Linked DNA regions of Homo sapiens: region 1 is linked to region 2. A link is a loop called in an ENCODE intact Hi-C map of the cell type or tissue named here. Cell type or tissue: heart right ventricle. All regions are shown on one strand. Each heading gives the region's core, and the rest is flanking DNA. Links, peaks and the distances in the headings are about the cores only.

The links. A loop is a pair of places that touch in the nucleus more often than their neighbours do. Peaks named below come from ENCODE experiments on the same cell type or tissue, not always from the same donor. Only the 100,000 strongest peaks of a DNase experiment are listed, where the experiment ranks them.
Region 1: it touches region 2 in a loop (2.1-fold over the local background); 1 of 110 quality-filtered maps calls a loop at or near these places.

What each region holds. Positions count from the first base shown.
Region 1 is chr5:148,701,761-148,708,544 of GRCh38, forward strand. No RefSeq gene overlaps it. Among named protein-coding and RNA genes, the nearest start is that of HTR4, 51 kb to the left of the region's middle. In heart right ventricle, for the core only: no CTCF peak of the experiment used is centred there; no DNase peak of the experiment used is centred there.
Region 2 is chr5:148,470,019-148,476,802 of GRCh38, forward strand. All of the region lies in intron 2 of LOC107986462 (a long non-coding RNA gene), which reads left to right. It also overlaps a transcript of HTR4 not described here. Among named protein-coding and RNA genes, the nearest start is that of FBXO38, 89 kb to the left of the region's middle. In heart right ventricle, for the core only: no CTCF peak of the experiment used is centred there; a DNase peak (open chromatin) is centred at 4,183; H3K27ac peaks cover 3,534 bases.

The DNA of each region.
Region 1 (6,784 bases), core at 771-5,770, 230 kb after region 2:
AAAAAGCCACAAGGGAGGAAGATTAGAATCCATAGTTTCTACAATATATTATCTAAAATATTTAGTTTCCAACCCAACTGCAAAAACATACAAAGAAACATGAAAATAAAACATATACTGGAGGAAGAAAGAGGGCAGAAGAAACTGCCTGTGATAGCAACCAGATATCAGATTTAACAAAGTATTCAAAGTAGCCATTAGAAATATGTCCAAAAAAACCTAAAGAAAATTATAATTATAGAAATAAAGAAGGATATAATGACAACTGCTCATCAAATAGAAAAATATCAGTATTGATAAGGTCATAGAAATTTTTAAAAAAGAAACCAATGGAAATTCTGAAGCTGAAGGTACAACAATGGAAATAAAAGATTCACTAGAGGAGCTCAACAGTAGATTTGAACTGGCAGAATAAAGACTTAGCCTACATGAAGATAAACCTATAGAGATGATACAATCCAAAGAACAGAAAGCAAAAAGAATAAAGAAAGAACAGAGCCTCAGAGAAATTTAGGCATTATTAAGTACACAAACCTACATGTAGAATGAGTAGGATAAATGTGAGATCTACAGATACAGCACTGTCAAAATAGTGAAAGTCATAGACAAGGAGAAAATCTTGAGAGCATTAAGAAAAGAATGACTCATCACTTAAAAGGAACCCAAATACAATTTGCAGATCACTTCTCACCAGAAACAAAGGAGACTAGAAGACAGTAGAATAACATATTCAAAGTGCTCAAAAAAAGGCTGCTGACCAACCAAGAATCCTATTTCATAAAAGCTATATTTCAAAATTCTAAGTACAATGAAGAATTTTCCAAATAATCAAAAACAGAGAAAAATTGCTGCTTGCAGCCATTTTACATGCAATAATAAAAGAAGTTCTCAGGCTGAAAGCAAGCAACCCTGGACAGTAATTCAAATCCACACAAAAAGAGATCATCAGTAAAGGTAATTATATAAGAGATAGTATAAATTCATATTTCTTCTTCTTCTCTTAACTGATTTAAAAGCAATTGACTGTGTTGTCTATGATTTCTTTCAGCAGAGTTTTATAGTTTTCCTTGTAGAGACCTTTCACATCCTTGGTTAGGTATATTCCTAAGTATTTTATTTTATTTTTATTTTTTGGCAGCTATAGTGAAAGAGGTTGTTTTTTATTTGATTCTCAGCTTGGTTGCTGTTGGTGTATAGCAGAGCTACTGATTTGTGTACATTAATTTTGTATCCTGAAATTTTGCTGAATTCATTTATCAGTTCTAGTAGCTTTTTGGGTGAGCCTTTAGGATTTTCTAGGTATACAATCATATCATCAGCAAACAGTGACAGTCTGACTTCTCTTTACCAATTTGGATGCCTTTTATTTCTTTCTCTTTTCTGATTGTCCTGACTAGGACTTCCAGTAGTATGTTGAATAGCAGTGGTAATAGTGGGCATCTTTGTCTTATTCCAGTTCTCAGGGGGAATGCTTTCCACTTTTCCCCATTCAGTATAGTGTTGACTGTGGGTTTGTTGTAGACAGCTTTTATTACCTTGAAGTTTGTCCCTTCTGTGCCGATTTTGCTGAGGGTTTTAATCATAAAGCGATGCTGGATTTCATCAAATGCTTTTTCTGCATCTGTTGAGATGATCATGTGATTTTTTGTTTTTAAATTCTATTTATGTGGTGTATTACATTTACTGAGCTACATACGTTAAACCATCCCTACATTCCTGGTATGCAACACACTTGATCATGGTGTATTATCTTTTTGATATGCTGTTGGATTCAGTTTACTAGTATTTTGTTGAGGATTTTTGCATCTGTGTTCATCAGGGACATTGGTCTGTAGTTTTCTTTTTTTGTTATGTCCTTCCCTGATTTTGGTATTAAGGTGATACTGGTTTCATTGACTGATTTAGGGAGGATTCCCTCTTTATCTTTTGGAATAGTGTCAATAAGATTAGTACCAATTATTTGAATGTCTGATAGAATTCAGCAGTGAATCCATCTAGTCCTGGAGTTTTTTTTTTTGTTGGCAATTTTTTTTATTACCATTTCAATCTTGCTGCTTGTTATTGGTCTGTTTGAAGATTCTAGATCTTCCTGGTTTAAGCTAGGAAGGTTGCATATTGTCAGGAATGTATCTATCTCCTCTAGGTTTTCTAGTTTATGCACATAAAGGTGTTCAGAGTAGCCTTGAATAATCTTCTGTATTTCTGTGGTATCAGTTGTAATATCTCCCATTTAATTTCTAATTGAGCCTATTTGGATCGTCTCTCTTATTTTATTGATTAACCTATCAATTTTATTTATATTTTCAAAGAACCAACTTTTTGTTTCATTATTCTTGTATTTTTTTTGTTTCCATTTAATTTAGTTCTGCTCTGATCTTTGTTATTTCTTTCCTTCTGCTGGGTTTGGTTTGGATTGTTCTTGTTTCTCCAGTTCTGTGAGGTGTGACTTTAGTTTGTCTATTTGTGCCCTTTCAGACTTTTTGATGTAGGCATTTAATGCTATGAATTTTCCTCTTGAATGGGTAGAATCAATATTGTGAAAATGGCCATAGAGTCAAAAGCAATCTGCAAATTCAATGCAATTTTCATCAAAATACTACCATCATTCTTCATAGATCTAGAAAAAGCAATCCTAAAATTCATATGGAACCAAAAAAAAAGGGCCCACATAGCCAAAGGGAGACTAAGTAAAAAGAATAAATCTGGAGGCATCACATTACTCGACTTCAAACAATACTATAAGGCCATTGTCACCAAAATAGCATGGTGCTGGCATGAAAATAGGCACATAGACCAATGGAACAGAATGTAGAAACCAGAAATAAACCCAGATACTTAAAGCCAACTGATCTCCAACAAAGCAAACAAAAACATAAAGTGTGGAAAGGACACCCTATTTAACACATGGTGCTGGGATAATTGGCAAGCCACATGTAGAAGAATAAAACTGGATCCTCATCTGTCACCTTACACAAAAAGCAACTCAAGATGAATCAAAGACTTAACTCTGAGACCTGAAACCATAAAGATTGTAGAAGATAACATCAAAAAAAACCCCTTCTAGACATTGGCTTAGGCTAAGACTTCATGACCAATACCCCAAAAGCAAATACAACAAAAACAAAGGTAAATAGATAGGACTTAATTAAACTAAAAAGCTTTTGCACAGCAAAAGAAACAGCAAAGTTAACAGAAAATCCACAGAGTGGGAGAAAATCTTCACAATCTATACATCTGACAAATGACTAATATCCAGAAAGGACTCAAACAAATCAGCAAGAAAAAAAAACAAACAATCCCATAAAAAAGTGGGCTAAGGACATGAATAGGCAATCCTCAAAAGAAGATACACAAATGACCAACAAGCATGTGGAAAAATTCTCAGCATCTCTAATAATCAGGGAATTGCAAATCAAAACCACAATGCAATACTCCTCACTCCTGCAAGAATGGCAATAATAATAATGATAATAATAATAAAAGAGGTTAGCATGGATGTGGTGAAAAGGGAACACTTTTACACTGTTGGTGGGACTGTAAACTAGTACAACCACTATGGAATACAGTGTGGAGATACCTTAAAAAACTAAAAATAGATCTACCACTTGATCCAGCAATCCCACTAAGTTATCTACCCAGAAAAAAAAGAAGTCATTATACAACAAAGATACTTGCACATGCACGTTTATAGCAGCACAATTTGCAACTCCAAAAATACGGAACCAGCCCAAATGCCCATCAGTCAACAAATGGATAAATAAAATTGGTTATATATATATATAAATTGTTATATATATATATATAACATGTTATATATATATATAAATTGTTATATATATATATATAACATGTTATATATATATACATACACACACACACACCATGGACTACTACTCAGCCATAAAAAGGAATGAAACAATGGTGGTTGCAGCAACCTGGATGGAATTGGAAACTATTATTCTAAATGAAGTAACTCAGGAATGGAAAACCAAACGTTATATGTTCTCACTCATAAGTGGGAGCTAAGCTATGAGGATCCAAAGGCATAAGAATGACACATTGAGCTTTGGGGACACAGGGGAAAGGTTGGGGTGCAGCAAGGGATAAAAGACTGCACATTGGCTACAGTGTACACTGCTTGGGTGATGGGTGCACCAAAATCTCAGAAATCACCACTAACAAACTTATTCATGTAACTAAACACCACCTGTTCCCCAAAAACTTATTGAAATAAAAAAATTAAAAATGTGAAAAAAAGCAATTGTATAAAACAATGTGGGTAGCATGTATAAGTTTGGCCTATAACTTATAGAAATATGATACATTTACCTATAAAGACCACAAAGGAAGTAGATGGAATCAAAGTTGTATCGAGTTAAGGGAATGACTGCACATGTTAACTTGAATCCATAAGAACAGTTGAAGAGAAGCAGAAATGATAAATAAGAAGGTTAATATAAGAAAAGTTATAAATCAGGGGTGTCCAATCTTTTTGCTTCCCTGGGCCACACTGGAATAAGAAGAATTGTCTCAGGCCACACATACAATACATTAACACTAATGATAACTGATGAGCTTTAAAAAATTGCAAAAAAAAAATCTCATAATGTTTAAAGAAAGTTTACTAATTTGTTGGGCGTAATTCAAAGCCATCCTGGGCCACATGTGTCTTGCGAGCTGCAGGTTGGACAAACTTGCTACAAATATACACCTCTCTCTTTTCAGCTTCTTTAAAACACACAAAGTTATATAAATTAATAATTATAAAAATATACTGTTGGGCTTGTTACATTTATAGATGTAATATCTATAACAATAATACCACAAGGAGAAGGAAAGGTAAATAGAACTATATAGAAGTAACATTTCTATATCTCACTGGAATTAAACTACTTATAAATCTGAAGTTGTTTCTGATAAGATGTATATGATAAGCTCTAAAGCAACCACCAAGGAAATAATAAAATGCATGTAGAGTCATTAAAGCTATTTAAATGGTACATTAGAAAATATTCACTCAATGTAAAATAAACCTGTGAAGAAAATATAGAAGAACAAAAACAACATGAGTCATACAGAGGACAAAATTTAAAATGGCAGACATAATCCAAGTATATTAATGATAGCATTAAATGTGGATGCATTAAACAATCCAACCAAATCAAAAGGAAGATGTTGTCAGACTGGGTTTTAAAAATAAGACCTATAATACACTGTCTACAGAAGACACACTTTAGATTTAATGATATAAATAGATTGAAAGTAAAAGGATGAAAAAAAGATATATCATGCAAACAGAAATCACCAGAAAGCTAAAGTGGCTATATTGATATCAGACTAAATAAACTTGAAAACATAAAAATGTGTTTTTTTTGTAATTGGAAGTAATGAGAGATGTTTTATAAAAATAAAAGAATCAACCCATCAGGAAGAATTGTAAATCTATATATTTACAAGTATAAATGAATGCAACTAATAATAGCACCCAAATACATGAAGCAAAAGCTGACAAGAATGAAGAGAGAAATACACAACTCAACTATAATAGTTGTAGACTTTAATATCCCGTTTTAAAAATTGACTATAACAACTAGGCTGAAGATCAACAAAGAAACAGACTTGAAATACACTATTAACTAGCTAGACCTAATAGCTATTTATAGGACACCCAACAAATTAGGAGTATATATTCTTCTTGAGTGCACATGTAACATTCTCCATGATAGATTATATGCCAGGACATAAAATAGACCTCAATAAATTTAAAGAATATAAATAATACAGAATATGTTCTCTGACTATAATTGGGAAAAATGTAGAAATTAATAGCATGGTCCTAAATCAGTAATGGACCAATGAATAAACCAAAAGGGAAATCATAAAATACTTTAAGATGAATGACAATTAAGATACAATATACCAAAGCTTACAAGATGTAGCTAAAGTAGTTTTAAAAGGGAAAAATAGCTGTTAATCCTTACATTAAAGCAAAAGAATAATCTCAATTCAGTAACCCAACCTTCCATCTTATGGCACTGGAAAAAGAAGAGCAAACTAAACCTATAGCCAGCAGAAGTAAGGAAATAATAAACATTAGAGTAGAAATTAATGAAATTGAGACTATATAAACAATAGAGAAAATCGATGAAACCAAAAGCTCGTTCTGTGAAGTGACTGACAAAATTGATAAACCTTTAGCATTTATTGGCCAAGAAAAAGAAGAGAGAAGGCTCGAAGTACTAGAATCAGAAATGAAAGAAGGGACATTACTACCTCCCTTACAGAAATAAAAAGGGTTATAGAGAAATACTATGATTACTTGCGTGCCAATAAAATAATTTAGATGAAATAGACAAATTTCTGGAAAGACACAAACTACCAAAACTGACTCACAAATAAATAGGCAATAAACCTCACCAAAATCTCACCTAACTTCTTTGTAGAAATTAAGCTGATTCCAAAATTCATATAAAATTGTGATGAATCCAGGATATTAAAACAATATTGAAACATAACAAAGTAAGAGGATGTATACTACCTTATTTAAACGCTTAGTAGAAAACAGTAATAATCAAGGAAGTATGATACTGGCATAAGGATAAACATACAGATCAGTAGAATAGAATTGAACACAGGAAATAAGCTCTTGTCTGTGATTTTAGACATGGGTGCCAAAGCCATTCAGTGCAGGAAGGAATAGTCTTTCAACAAATAGTATTGGGACAACTGGATAGCCAAATGCAAAGAAATAAAGCTGGACTCCTACCTCCTACCATATACAAAA
Region 2 (6,784 bases), core at 1,058-6,057:
AAGAGCTTTGAAAATTATAATGATGATAATGGTGATGGTGATGGTGATGACAACAGCAATGATAGCTGACAGTTATTGAGAACCTATTGTGAGAAGGGCACTGTCCTATTTGTTTGATGGTCACTATCTTATTTAATATTCACAAGTATTTTTGAATAACTGATGACAGTGGTAACGGTGCTATTAATAAAGATAGCTAACATTTCTTAAATATTTACTATATATAAGCCTCCTTTTTCAGCATTTTAAGCATATTAACATATGCAGCTTCCCATCATGTAAAATAAGTGCTATTATCATCTCTACTTGACATATGAGGAAAATTAGATACAGAAGTTTGGCAATTTGCTCAAGATCATACTGACGGTAAGAGGCCATAAGGATTCAAATGCAGGCATTCTGACTATAGAATAGGAGTTGCCAACTTTTTTAGAGTTAGCAAACTTTTTCTGTGAAGGGCTAGATGTAAGTATTTTAGGCCTTGAAGCCACATAGAGTCTTTGTTGCATATTCTTTTTTGCTTTCCTTGTTTTCCTGTTTGATTGTTGTTATTTGTTTTTATACCCCTTTACAAATGCAGAAAACATTTTTAGCTCAAGGATCACACAAAAAAACACACATATGGCTGAACTTGGCCCACAGAGCTGTAGTTTGCTAACTCTTGCTCTAGAAGTAATTTCTTTTTTTTGAGATGGAGTCTCGTTCTGCTGCCCAGGCTAGAGTGCAGTGGCAAAATCTCAGCTCACTGCAACATCCACCTCCCAGATTCAAGCGATTTTCCTGCCTCAGCCTCCCAAGTAGCTGGGATTACAGGCACCCACCACCATGACCAGCTAATTTTTGTATTTTTAGTAGAGACGGGGTTTCACCATGTTGACCAGGCTGGTCTTGAACTCCTGACCTCAAATGATCTGCTCCTTTCAGCATCCCAAAGTGCTGGGATTACAGGCATGAGCCACTGTGGGCCCAGCCTCTAAAAGTAATTTCTATTTTACAGATAAGAAAACTAAAGATCAAAAGCTTCAGGAATTTAACTAAGGCCATTCAATAAGTGCTGAAATCAGGATCTGAATCCAGTTTTGCTTACTTTCAAAAATTGTGTCAACCCACACTACACTGTCTCCGTGTATGCTGTTAAAATGTAGGATATTATTACTGAGTTAGGGATACTGTACTTTCTCCAGTCAATTTTCAAATTGAATATAGTTTCTCCTCTTGGAACAGACTTGGGGGCTAGATAGCAGGCTGAGAGCTAGCCGACCCCATGCCTAGTACAATGCCTGACACATAGCAGGCATATAATACATAACTCCCTGTTGAGTGAAATAATTCTGATTTCTGATTGAATTCAATCATTCCCCAATATCTCAGCCATTTTCCCAGACTCTTCTGTATTTTGCATTTGAATCATGCCTTCCTTGTAAAGGAAGGCAATAATATATTCCTTAATCCAGTTTCTAGGGAACCTGGAACAATTTATGAGATAATTTCCATAGAACTATGTGGAGGAAAGAAAGATGTTATACGTAGAAATATTATTTTTACAATGAGTCATTGTGCTCACAAAAATGGCACTAGAAGACTGTACTTATGACTTCTAAATAAATACATCACTAACCACAGGCAGGAAAATAGGGAGAACCTAGTGACTTTATTATAAATCACTATTGTTGTATCCACCAATACAGATTCACATTAAAGCAGGGATTTTAATTGTTATTTAACGTTGGATTTTTATTTCAGGGAATAAATGAACTTCTTAGAAATGTGGCAAAAATTGTGTGCATATGTCCAGATTTTTAGGGAAAAGATCATGGATTTCATCAGACTCTCAAAAGGATTTTTTATGCCCTAAATGTTAGCACTACAGTAGAATTGTTTCAGTGTAGTTTACCTTTGATGAGAAAAAGGGAAACACAAAAAGTTGCTGGTGTGTGGTGATCAGTACTAGGTTTTCCAGGTGTCCCTGTCCGTGTGATGCTTTCTTATACTCTCAGGATACTCACATAGGGTTCCACTCACCAGTTTCCCACTGGCATAGGTGTCTGGGTCTGCAAACCGGTCTGGAAGATTAATCACAGTCCAGGCTGGCCACAGTGACCAGCATTCAGAGCACCCAACAGGGTATATGCAACCACAGAAGGTGGCAATACAGAGTCTCTTCCATTTTATCTTCAGCCCCAAGATCAGGCCCATAGAGACTGGCATAACAAGCCCTGAGTCTATTATTTTGCATTACTAGCACTTAGCACAATGCCTGGCACACAGTGGGTGTCTCCTTAAAGTTTGTTTAAATGAAAACAAGCAAAATGGTGAAATTGATAGCATTTTTTCCTTACATTCCTGAGATGGTTAATTAGGTTGTTTCATTTCTGTTATCTCCTGAGATACTCTATCTATATGGACCCACGTGTCTTTGCCAATTAGAGAATGACTTTTACCTTGTCCTGTTTTTTGCTGGTGGTGCTGGTGATGTTGGTGTTGGTATTGTTGTTTAGTTTTATGTGGAGATAGCTAATTTGGATGCTTCTCTTTGGTATGTAGGCCTGAGAACACCCAGGGAGATTATGGTTGTTGCCCCAGGGAACTATGTCCTGTGGAAAAATGTATTAAACAGGTCAGGGTAGGCTCCATTAGGTTTCATAGACAAGGTAGTCAATGAACTTGGCCTTGGTTTTAACTGGCAGGCGATGGAAGAAAAGCATGGTTAGCAGGGAGAAGTTGCACACAGCCTGAGAGCTGAAATAGGAAGTGGGAGTTGGCCCAGTTTTACTTATTGTACTCTGAATTGGGCACTGTGTTGTAGGAGTGGATGACATATTGATGAGAAACTGGGCACTACTACATAAAGTTTTTGAGTAGAGTTGCTGAATATAGAAAATTTTAGGAGGGCATAACTTTATTTTTTCTTTTTGTATTTATTGTTGTGTGTGTATGTGTGATTTTAAAAACATCAGCCTGATGGAATGTCCAGATGTAGAGGGAAAAAAGGTAGAAGAGGCTGGGCGCGGTGGCTTGTGCCTGTTATCCTAGCACTTTGGGAGGCCGAGGCGGGTGGATCACAAGGCCAGGAGATTGAGACCATCCTGACTAACATGGTGAAACCCCGTCTCTACTAAAAATACAAAAAATTAGCTGGGTGTGGTTGTGGGCGCCTGTAGTCCCAGCTACTCGGGAGGCTGAGGCAGGGGATGGCGTGAACGCAGAAGGCAGAGGTTGCATGCAGTGAGCCGAGATCGCGCCACTGCATTCCAGCCTGGGCAACAGAGCGAGACTCCATCTCAAAAAAAAAAAAAAAAAAGAGGTAGAAGATAGCCGTAGTTGTCCTCATATGAAGTGGTGAGTAGTGAAAGACTAGATAAGTTGTATCAAAGTAAGAGAATTTGAAGAATAAATGTAAGAGACTTGGAAGATTGGAAAATAAAAAATGACTTCCTACCTGGAATATTAGACAATCAGTAATAATAACAGTAATATCTTGAATTTGTTGCCCAGTCCTACATATTTTAGAATATAGTATCTTAGTGAATCTCACTGGTCTTACTACTTTTTGCCTGGCTTTCTGTTTTTTGTGACTAGATATTTCTCACCTATTAACATAATCACTATCGGTGTTTGTTCAGTGGCCATTGAACAAAATTGATTTATGTATCTCTCCTCTAACAGCGCAAAAACACTTGTCAAGTGAATGAATAAAATTTGGTGAGGTAGTCTAGGGCATCTGTTTCATGAGAAAGCTGAGACCCAGAAGGTAAGTGGCTTACCAGAATTTACCCAGCTAGTGAGCGGCAAAATGCAAGGTGGAATCACAATCCATGTCTTTTTTTTCCCATTATTCAGTAAAATCATCAGCTGTAATAGGAAGGTCTGAATAGCAAAGAAATGCCAGGAAATTAGAGAATAAATAGAGAATGCTCTCCACCGAGACGGCTACTATTAGATGAGACAGAATTCAAGAATGATTTTGGCCTTTTAGTCTTACAAGTTCAGTGTTTCCAGATGGTTCTGTGCTGAGGAGAGGAGATGCAATAATAAGAGTGACCCTGATAAGAGTACCCTTTCCTAGTTCCTTCCACTGACTCATATCCCTTGACCAACTGCCCACTCTCTAGCTGGCTGGGACAAGAGGTCCCACCAGAAATGGTGCCTCTGCTCAGCGAGCCAAGGCCTTTTCACTTGAAGTTACAGAACCCTGGCTTGGGTTCTCTTTCACAAAGCCTTAGTAGCTGATGACTCACGACCTTCCCAGCGGCAAGTTACTGAGAATGATAAAAAGCGATCGCTATAAGGCTTTGGAGAAAGAATGTGGGGGTGGTGTGGGGGGGCTGATCTTTATCCTGGCCAAGAATTTCATCATTAAGCAGTGGCATATGGGTCCCTATTTGTACCCTATTGACAGGAAGGCCATATACTGATGATTGCCATGCTAATTCAGGGAATGAAATGACGTAACCCCCCTAATGACATTCAATACGGAGAAAGACTAAATCGAAATTAAATTATCTGATCTCGACCAAGTTTTTAAAAGTACAGATAATGTCTGCCCTTTCATTCAGGACTCCAGACCAATTTAAATGACTATTCATCCAGGCTACTAGACTACCCTCACGTATTGTAAAATATCTTCTAATTTCAGAGGGAGTGTCTCTTTAAAGTTTGGTGGCATTACTTCTGTCTCTCACCTTCTAGGCAGCCAGAAAATTAGAGCATGGATTCTCAACATAGACAGATCTAGGTTTGTAGCCTGGCTCTGCTGTTTATAACTTGCATGACCTTCGGTTAGAAACGTAGTCTCGGCGGGTGGATTACCTAAGGTCAGGAGTTCAAGACCAGCCTGGGCAACACGGTGAAACCCCATCTCTATCAAAATACAAAAAATTAGCCGGGTGTGGAGGCGTGTGCCTGTAATCCCAGCTACTCGGGAGGCTGAGGCGGAGAATTGCTGGAACCCGGGAGGCAGAGGTTGCAGTGAGCCGAGATGGCGCCACTGCACTCCAGCCTGGATGACAGAGTGAGACTCCTTCTCCAAAAAAAAAAGTAGTCTCCTTAGGCCTCATTTTACTTACCCATAAAATGGGCATTATATACAATAATAATAAAAACAATAATAGAAACTACCAATTATCTCCCTGGCAGTGTGTTAATTGCTATCATAATTTTATTTAAATTATACAACCTCATGAGTTAGGTAGTGTTAATACCTCTATTTTTAGCAATACAGAAACTGAAGCTCAGAGAAATTAATTAAGGTGTCTGAAGAAGCAAATTTGCAAATTGGGAAGCAGGGATTCAATCCAGTCAAAATTTTTTTACGAGAATTAAATGTTACCAAATATGTGAAGTGTTTAGGTAGTCCTGACTATCTTATATGCTCAATAAAGTTGCATCCTTTTACTGTCTTAGAAGGTGAAGTGAGACTCTTGCTTGGGAGACACATTAATTGGAGAGGATTAAGAGGCATATTAGGAGTGTCATAAGAAGACACTGAATGACAAGTAGATACCATTTTCCATGCGTGCAGATTATGTTTCTTCTGTGACTCCACAGCCAAATCCTTTACCATCTCCATCTTCTCCTGAATAGTCCTCTTAGCCTTTGCCTTCTCAGATTAGACAACTGGCACAGAAACAATCACTGCCTGCCACTTCCACCACTTCCCCGCTCCTGGTTTCTCAACAACCCTTTCCATATGACTCCACATACTGCTTCTGAATTTCAAATGTCATGAAATTCAGAGTAATAATAGTAACAGCTACACTTCAGTGAGAGCTTACTGTATGCCAGAGACTGTGTGCCACTATTTATATGCTTTAACCCACTGACGCCTCATCACACTGGGTGGGGAATGTGCTATCATTATCCCCTTGCAAAGAAGAAACTGAAGCTCCAAGAGTTGAGGAACTTGCTTGTGTCACACATTCAGTAACTGGTAGACTCTAGATCTCAACTTATGTCCATGTAATGTCAAAGCCCAAGTTCCTAACCAAAGACAGTTTCTCAATTTACAAATGGCAAAACTTTAGGCAGAAAGGTGCAGAGACATTCCCAGCCACACAGCAAATTAGAAAGGATGCTGCTGAAAAATCTGACATTTTATGACATCTTTCAAAGATGCTTTGTTACACTCTAGCCTGAATAACTCTCACTGGGTCCATTCTACATCTCTGGCTCAGTTCATGCTTCATTTGCTCTATGTTGTCTCAATAGATGCCATTATTGGTGAAATGGAGGCCAATGTCCTCTAAGATTACACAATGTCAAGTAACTCACAAAACTTCAGTCCGCTTCATCACAACTTTCTATAAATACAAAACTTTAAGCTTAAGCCCTTTTTCAATAGACAGGACCAAAAGAGAAAATAAACTTGCCATAACTCGGTGATATAACGGTATTTTAAAACTCTAATCTTTCTGCCACTTGAAAGAGGTGTGATAAACATCTTGATTTTATTCAAAACTGTCACAGAAAGAGTTTTCTCTTATCAGAAGGCTGCAGCTTTTGAAGTGGGTGGAGTACTAATGGCAGAGCAGCACTGAGATTTGGGACTGAAGGGGCAAAGTGGGCTGGTACAGTGGAGATGCCGTAACAATGAAAAGCTTCACATTCTTCCAAACAAATACATCCAATGAATTTATTTGATAACTTCAGTGTACAAAAACCTGTGTTGGGCACTAAGAAAAAAAAATGAGCAATAAGAATTGGCCACAGTCCTCAAGGAGCTCAAAATCTGGTAGGAGAGATCAAAAAGAACGTAATTAATGAACCACACTGAAAAGCATATCAA